2 separate regions of the Homo sapiens genome follow, and region 2 is linked to region 1. The links are chromatin contacts, found by Hi-C or POLR2A ChIA-PET in ENCODE. All regions are on one chromosome and are shown on one strand. Each heading gives the region's core, a stretch centred on a gene start or an enhancer-like site at or near the end of the contact. The rest is flanking DNA. Distances are from core to core; before and after follow the strand shown. Region 1 holds the start of RUNDC3B (RUN domain containing 3B). Region 2 holds the start of SAMD9L (sterile alpha motif domain containing 9 like).

What was found. A loop is a pair of places that touch in the nucleus more often than their neighbours do. ChIA-PET counts read pairs that join two places held with the same protein, here RNA polymerase II (POLR2A). Pooled maps may share reads with other maps.
Region 2: a map of naive thymus-derived CD4-positive, alpha-beta T cell shows a loop between it and region 1 (6-fold over the local background). The contact joins the promoter of SAMD9L here to the promoter of RUNDC3B in region 1. A Hi-C loop is called at or near these places in 1 of 168 maps with a recorded cell type or tissue (naive thymus-derived CD4-positive, alpha-beta T cell) and 4 of 50 pooled maps. POLR2A ChIA-PET finds 5 or more read pairs at or near these places in 1 of 52 experiments (Panc1).

Annotation. Positions count from the first base shown.
Region 1 is chr7:87,627,051-87,631,386 of GRCh38, forward strand. It overlaps RUNDC3B (RUN domain containing 3B), which reads left to right and starts at 1,348. Exons shown (of 11, transcript NM_001134405.2): 1 at 1,348-1,895. The coding sequence starts at 1,774. It also overlaps a transcript of ABCB1 not described here. RefSeq lists an enhancer at 1,103-1,397 and silencers at 1,263-1,492, 1,543-1,592.
Region 2 is chr7:93,147,075-93,151,419 of GRCh38, forward strand. SAMD9L (sterile alpha motif domain containing 9 like) reads right to left here and starts at 1,311. Exons shown (of 5, transcript NM_152703.5): 1 at 1,120-1,311; 2 at 1-72. RefSeq lists an enhancer at 511-610.

The DNA of each region.
Region 1 (4,336 bases), core at 98-2,597:
GGCGTCAGCCACCGCGCCCAGCCCATATATTTTTATTCTACTAAACAGAATAGTAGAATAAAATTAGACATGGTAGCTGAAAAGGATGATTTTTTGACTATTTTAAATAGAGATTTTTAAACTTTAAAAACCTCAGAAATTAGGAATTTACAACTTTATTACACAAACGTGCGTTGTTAAAACATTCAAGAGTAACAGTATGCCCTGCATTAACAGGGATAATATATAAGAAAAATAGAGATAGCCACACAAAACTATATATTCTCTGACATTCTTTGACAGAAACTTCAAAAGTAGAGGTGAAAGATACATGGATTTTGGAGCCACTGAAGCCGTGAAATTTCAGTAAAAATTATGTCAAATGTGACTTCAAATTAAATTCGAGAAACATTTATTGAGAACCTGTTCTATGTACAGCACTGTGCTAGGTCCCATAGGGAGAGTAAGTCATTTAGGATTGCACTCTAAAATCTGGGCATATTGGTGCAAAGGGAGGTGAACAGCAGGCGTAGGTGAGTGTCAGAGGACCTGACCCAAGCTGGGACCCTCCTGCAGGTAAAACGGTGGGTAGTGAGAAGCTCTAGGAAGGGGGCGCTTCCGAACACGCGCGTCGAGGAGGGCGTTCCAGGACTCTGAGGGAGCAGCCCAGCTGGACCGAGGCCGCGTCGTTCCTGGGCTTACTATTCCCAGACCCGGACTCCCGATTCCGGAGTCACGGCCCAGGACGCGAAAAGACTCTACACTGGCACCACGCTCCTCCTTAGGCGGGCCGTCAGTCCCGGGTGCGGGCTGCGCTGGAGGCTGAGGTGGGAGCGACATGGTGTGGAGGGGCAAGAAATGTCGGCACTAGACGCGCCAAGAAGGAGATTCTACGAGCAATTCCCCCCTCGGGCCATTGTGTTGCTGTTTATTAGCCCCTGGGAGGGCGTCAGGACAAAAGGAACCCTCCTCCCTTCTTAGTACTTAGGCCCAAGGTCGGGTGTGGGAGCCGGCGCGCTGCTTTCTAGGCAGGCACTGAAGCTACGGCAGCCACGCAAATAGGTATCAGCCGTTAAAGCTTGGCTACAGGCAAGGGGGGGGCAATAGGCCCCTGGCGCTGTGGGGCCCCGCATCCCACAATCCCCGCGGCTAGCCTGTGTGGCTACTGGCGGCAGCTAGCGGGCTGCGAAAGCGAGCCCAGCGTCCTTGACAGCAGCCCACGCGTCGGGGCGGGGCTTGAGCCCGCTGCTTTAAAAGGTCCGCGCGGCCGGCCCCGCCCCTCTGGTGCCGCGATTGGATCCGGCGGGGGTAGCGTTGATTTGATAGGCGCAGAGAGGGTGGGGCTGCGCACGCGAGGCCGGGGGCCTTGCCGCTGCCTCCCGGGCTGGGGCACGAGTGGCTGCGGAGTGTGGGTGGTTGGGCGTGAGGGGCCGACGGGCTCGCGCGCGCGCCGTCTGCTGAGGTCCCTCGGGAAGGAGGAGAGCGCCTGACGCCGACCCGCAGGCGCAGCCCGGCAGTCGGCGGCGCGCCGAGGGCGGAGGTGGTGCGTGCGTGCGTGTGTGTGTGTGTGTGTGTGTGTGTGTGTGTGTGTGTGTGGAGCTCGGGTGCCAAGGGCGAGCCGTCAGTCCCCGGGTGCGAGTCCCTGCTGTCTTCCACACCCTTCCTCCCTCCAGGCTCCTTTCCTACATCCTTCCCGCGCCCCCACGGTTGCGGACCGAGCGAGAACCCCCTTAAGCAGGTGTGGGGGGCGTGCGGGGTGGCACGAGACAAAAGGGGCACGGGGGTAAGCCCGCCATGGCCTCCCGGAGCCTGGGGGGCCTGAGCGGGATCCGCGGCGGTGGCGGCGGAGGCGGCAAGAAAAGCCTGAGCGCCCGCAATGCTGCGGTGGAGAGGAGGAACCTGATCACCGTGTGCAGGTACGGCAGCGCAGGGCGAGGGGAACCAGCCTCCCGCCGGGGCTGAGAGCTCTGGGCTTCCGCGCGGGTCCTTGGGGGTCCCGGGCATGATGGGCTGCCGCCCAGTGCCCCCGCCTATGTTGCGCCAGCCAAATCTGTGAGCGCGCAGCTCCTTGGACAGGGGCCCGGGTCTGGACACCGTCGCAGCCCTGGACTTTGTGTCAGTTCCAGTGCTGAAGGTACTGGAGGGTAGAGCTTGGGGCGGGGCTGGAGGAGGATTTGTTTTGAATGTGCAATCTAGCGTCAGAGTGAAAGAGGAGGGCAAGGAAGAAGAGCTCTTTCATTTAATGCCCATTCAGCTGTCAGCGAGCTTTGGATAAAGTGGTAGTTACTGTGATTGTTTACTGTGTTGCCCCCAAATCAGAGTGCATTTCGTTGTTTTGGCTTGTTTACATTATCTTCAGCCATTTCATTTCACACGTTAGTTGAGTGCCTACTACATGCCAGCCATTGTGTATGTGAGCGTGTGTGTACTATCCACTTTTCAGCTACAGTGCTAGTGCTGGTTCTGCAGTTGTTATTAAGAGTGGGACTGTGGAGGATACCTAGTCTTTATGTCAATGATTTATTTTAAGGCCTGCCTTTCCTTAATGCTTTATAACTGTAAATGTAGTATTTCCTTCAGAAAAATATAGAAACAATAAAAGAATAATTACTATTGGGCCGGGCGCGGTGGCTTACACCTGTAATCCTAGCACTTTGGGAGGCTGAGGCGGGCGGATCACGAGGTCGGAGTTCGAGACCAGCCTGGCCAACATAGTGAAACCTCGTCTCTACTAAAAATACAAAAAATTAGCCGGGCGTGGTGGCGGGCTCCTGTAATCCCAGCTACTCGGGAGGGTGAGGCAGGAGAATCGATTGAACCTGGGAGGCGGTTGCAATGAGCTGAGATAACGTCATTGCACTCCAGCCGGGACCACAGGGGGAGACTTCGTCAAAAAAAAAAAAAAAGAACTATTTATAGTAAGCCTAGTATTCAGAGATAACTGGTTTTTAACATGCTGATATATTTTCTTTAAGTCTTATATCTGAGTATTAAGAAAAATTGAAACCCTAAGCATCAATTTCTTAGGAACTTCTCTGAGCCATTAAGTTGTTTTAAAATTACTTTCCTCCATCAGACTCCTAATCATCACCTAGTGATATTCCTCTTAAGAATCAGATGATGATGAAACTTTTTCTTCCTTTGCAATTTCTCTGTATTTTTCCGTTATTTTTCTTGTGTAAAAATGTGTCTAGCATCTTAAGTGGAATACAGATAATTATTCCAGGACTTAAATGCAATAACTCACAGTGACTTTTTAAAAAATACTTGAATTATTACAAATGTTTATCTAGCAAGAAGACCTTCTTCATTGACTGTATTTGTATAATGTAATTATTACAGCACTTTGAGTTGTAAATGGTAAAGTAATATGGTATCCGTTTAATTTGCCGTTTGTGCTGTCTAGGATGTAACTTTTTGAGACAAATAGGCTGTTAGGTGTTTTAAAATATAGGTAAATATCTTTAAAGTAGGTAAATGGAACCATAAGCAAGGCTGATTTTCTTAACCATAATATACAGACATCAAAAATTGCTTTAAAAATAAGGGTAGTTTCAACATATACAGTGCTTCTTGGGGGGTAACATATTTAATAAAAGCTCTATCAGCTTTTGTTAAACTTCACAAGGGCAGTGATTCTATCTGCTTTTTGCTTAGTCTTTTTTTTTTTTTCTTTCAAATTCTCAGTATAGCATCTAACACTCAAAAAATATTTATTGAATGAATAATTTCAGTGATGGGTACTGTTCCTTTTGCTTCTCCATTTTTGTCTTGGCTGGCTTTAGGTCATGTAATGATCATGTGTGCCCTTATCAGAGACAGTTGAAAAGAAAAGGATTTGTATTTCAACCTTATTTAAACTAAATTTTAAATTATCTTTAAGAAATTTTAGGAACGTCACACTGATTTCTGGGGACAGCTCTCTGTATTAGTTGTATTTTCATGATTGTAATTTACATAATTATTATTTTCTACTGTGAAATGAATATGTGCTAACTTTAGTTACAGTTTACACATAGATTTAGTGTAATAGCTAAAATAAGTTGTGGTTTCTGCTCTGGATTTCATTTGTATTGTTATTTATATGGATAATATTAAGGCTGTTTTTCAGATCCAAATAGTTGATGGTGCATGTAAATTATCCATGTGTAGTAATGGGGTCTATATGATAGGCTTTGTCTGAATGACTTTTACTTTTTGGAAGAAAGTCACTATAGGCCATTTGTACATTTTAAGTATCCCCATGACAAATTAAGAAAAATGAATAAAGCAGTATTTATGCATTTATTGCTAGTTTACTTTCCAGAGTCACCAAACCCTGGGTATTTCACTCATGTCTCTTATGAATTCTTTTTTT
Region 2 (4,345 bases), core at 61-2,560, 5.5 Mb after region 1:
TGAGATGCAATACCTTCTTTTAGCTGGTGTCCTCTTTCAGAAATTTAACCAGCCAGTCTCTCTCTGGAAATGCTAAAGATGGAAAAAACAGACTCCAGATTTTTTCTTTCGTTTTAGCCAGTACAATTTTAAGAGCATCTGGATGTATGCTGTTGGAACTAAGTAACAATCAAAATGACCATGATTAGTGTGGACAAATTTTGTGATTGCCTTGACTTAAGTCTTGGCTTTCTAGGGGCCCTCAGTGTCCTGTTTTGAAACAATTGTGAAGACAAATATTATCTTTAGCAACGTTGGTTATTGACAAAGGAGTTGCAGGTTGGCATCCTCAACACTTCAGTTTTCTCTCTTTGATGCTCAGCAAGAATTTCCAAGTCAGCAAACTCTCAGGGACAAGCCCACCCCATCTTTGAGAGACCCTCAGCAACACCGCTGATATCCATGCCCTAGGGAGGTGTTCTGCTCTGCAGGATTCTTAGAACTGATGTAGGGGAAACACACTTCAGAATCTGGCTGTAGCCCAGGAGAGCTACCCACACCCTCCTTGCATAGTCTGGCAGACAGAAGCCACACAAGCAAGTTAGTTTCGTTTTCCTGAAGAACACTTTGCATTTTTTTTCTTAGTTTTCAACCAGATTGCTGGATAAGATGTATGTGAATGAAATACTTTAATAGAATAATATTTAGCCTCTGCAGAGTATTAACTTTGATAAAATGTAAAAGTTTTAATAACATCTTACGTTATGAAGACAGAATTTTGTGTAATTACACAAGATCACACGTTCCTTTAGAATCTTCAGTGCTTAAATTCCTGACCCTGTTTGCATCGTTTCTCTATCCTCTTTTCCAAAGCCTGCCTGCCACAATCAGAAACCCTCCCACTATCCTAATTACACTTAATGGTATGTTTCTTTTTAGAAGAGCACTTACAAAGTTATTATCAGTTAAATATACTGACATGTATTTAATCCATTGATTTTTCTAATTACTCTAGTATTTTTATAAGTAATCGTTTATGTACAAACATATATTTATATAAAAAGTACAGCTGAAGTTTTAAAAAATAGCTGTCGCCTCAAAAGCATAACAAATAAAGGTTTAATGATTCAGTTTACTTACCAGGATTTTCCTGAAAATGTCATCGTTTTATATCAGAAACTTGAAACAGGCCATTTGAACTTTTGCTGTCTCATTCCTCTTCTGATGGCTAGGAGACATGAAGTGTAAGGATCCTTTTTTAAAAACTGAGGCATTAAATTGTGAAGTCTTCTGTTCTCCCAGTACTCTGACTTTCTGAGGGTGTGTCAGAGTGCCAGTTGAGAAGCAGGAGGAAGTTGAAGTATAGACAGTTTCAGTTTTGCTTTAGAACATTCTTTTTTCTTGAGTTTAGAAGGATCTGAAATGTTTTTTAATCAATAACATTACCAAAAATATCAATAAATTTGAATCACTGCTTAGAAACTGTTTACCAGGCAGATTTTTAAGTTATAAGAGTTAAGGAATAAGGAAACAACAAACAAACAAACAAAAAAACCCAGTGACCCAAAAAACTACCTACAGGACAAAGAGAATGGAAATACCAGGGAGAAAATTAATATGTCAGTGCAATCTAAGTTCCTGTTACTGGTTGAATTGTGTCCCCCAAACATTCATATGTTAAAGTCCTAATCCTCACTCCCTCCAAATGTAACTGTATTTGGAGATAAGGTCTTTCAGGAGATAATTAAGTTAAAATGAGGTCATTAGAGTGTCTGTAATTGAATCTGACTGTGTCCTTGTAAGAAGACGAGATTGGGACACAGACACATACAGAGGGAAGACCATGTGAAGACACAAAGAAAAGATGGCCATCTACAAGCCAAGGAGAGAGACATCAGAAGAAACCAACCCTGATAATGTCAGAGACATTCGAACCAGAGTGACTCCATTTTGAATGAGGGCTACGAAAATGAGGCTGAGACTTGCTGGGCTGCCTTCTCAGAAAGGTAGGCATTCCTAGCCTCTAGATGTTTATGATTAAGGGAGCAAATTAATAATATTTACTAAGCAGACCGTGACTTGGGAGTGTCCAGATATCCCAATATCTGGAGAACAGAGGCATTCTTAATTTTGCTTTAAAGAAAATAATATTGATTCTTGCAAAATACACTAATTAAGAAAATTAATTCTTTATCAGAAACCCTTGTAGCAAAACACATCTCTCCATATATACAAGCATTGTACCTAGGGTGGATGTGTTCCTCCTCTTACTTTCGGGAACGTCCTACTCTGTCTGTGGAGTAGCTGTCCTTTTACCACTGTACTTTCTTAATAAACTTGCTTTTACTTTGCACTGTGGACTCGCCCTGAATTCTTTCTTGCATGAGCTCCAAGAACCCTCTCTAGGGGTCTGGATTGGAACCCTGGTCCTGTAACATTTCTGGCAACCATGAGGGACCGATACTGAAGAACCTCCCCACCAACCCAAAGGAAATGGACTATAGCACTGATTGGATGACTTTGGGTAAGTGGTGGGGTACCCGGGTAAAGAATGGGATTGGGTTAGAGGCCCAACTTAGGGGAATTAGAGTCTCTCCGAAGACAGGGTGAATTAGAGACCCCTGTTAATAAAAGGCAAAGATGCTTGACTGACCTCGGATTAGAGGACCAACTTAAAAGGTTTAGAGTTCCTTCTAAGATTTAGGGGGTTAGAGGGCCCTCTCAGTAAAGTCCCTCTCTGCTAAAAAAGGGTTTGGCACTGCAGGCTATGCACTTTGTATTAATCTGCCTTGTCCTCCTTGCTGCATAAATCAATTTCTTGGTTGCTGTCTGTGTTTCACTGTCATTTTCGGGAGACTTTATCTAAATGGTCTTAGGGATTTTAACTTACTCTTTTCCTATGTGCCTCCTGATTTCCATGTGTCTGCTCTTGAAACATTGGGAACAAAAAGCATTGACGGCTCCGTCTTTAAAATTGCTGATTGAGATTTGGTATTCAACAGCTATGAGCAATAAAATTAGATTATGTTTTGTTGCTGCTATGCCGACTAGGTGTGATCGAGAAGCACTAGGATGGAAATCAGGGGACTCTGATGTTTTGTTTCACTTTGCACACTAAAAACACTTCTTTCCTTTCTTGCATTCAGGCAAACCGGCTTTGCTTGTTCAATCCACACTGTCTCTATTGCCCAGAACCTGCTTGCTCTGGTCATTCCCATCTAAATCCTCTTCATTTCCCTTGCCTTATTCAACATTTTTGTCAAAGTCCATGTTGTGGTTTATCTAAGATTCATGACTCAGCTCACTTATGTTATTTGGATAATGTGAATCATGTTTGATGAGAGGAAAAGAGGAAAAAAAGCTAGACATACTAGATGATCCTTTAATGCAAGCAACCTTGGTTCAGCAGGCAGTTTTGGGTGGAGCAGAACCTCCTTCTGTCAGCTCTGAAGGTTCAGATGTGTCTGTCCTTTCTCCCTCTATCCCCTTGGAGAACCCTTTGTCCCATCCTCCTTACCCATCTAGCCCCACTCTATACCCACCACTCCCTGAGGAACTTAGCCTGGTGAGTACTACCCCTAGTGGAGCCTCCTATCAACCTCCAAAGGGAAACCTTTGTCCACTTAGAGAGGTGGCAAATGGGGAAGAAGGCACTGTGAGAGTACATGTTCCCTTTTTTTTTTTTTGTCTGATTTGACTCTATGTAAAGAGAAGTTTGGTGATTTCTCTGAAGACCCAGGAAGATTCATAGATTAATTTGAGAAATTAATTCTGACCTATAGTTAACTTGGCAGGATCTCCATGTTTTGTTGTCTCTGTGTTGTACAGTGGAAGAGAAACAATGCATTTTGGGGACAGCTAGGGCTCATGCAGATGAGGCATTGGCTAACAACCCAAACCATAATACATATCAGGCAGGAGGTAGAGCAGTTCCAGATCAAGATCCAGAGTGGAACTATCAAAGGGGCAGTGACAACTTGGGGAGGAGCGATCATATGGTCACTTGTTTGTTGGAAGGGATGAAGAAATGTATGAAAAAGCCTGTTAACTATGAAAAATTAAGGAAGTTTCTCAGGACAAAGATGAGAATCCAGCTTTGTTTCAAGGGCATTTAGTTGAGGCAATTAGGAAATATACTAACACTGATCCTGCTTCAAGGGAAGGACAAACCCTTTTGAGAGTACATTTTATAACCCAGTCTGCCCTTGATATCCATAGGAAACTAGAAAAAGCAGCTATGGGTCCCCAAACTCCCATATGGAACAGCTTTTGGATATGGTATTTTTAGTTTTCAATAACAGGGACAAAGCAGAGGAAGCAGAAGGAGTAAGAAGGACCTCCCACAAGGTGCAGCTCTTGGCTGCAG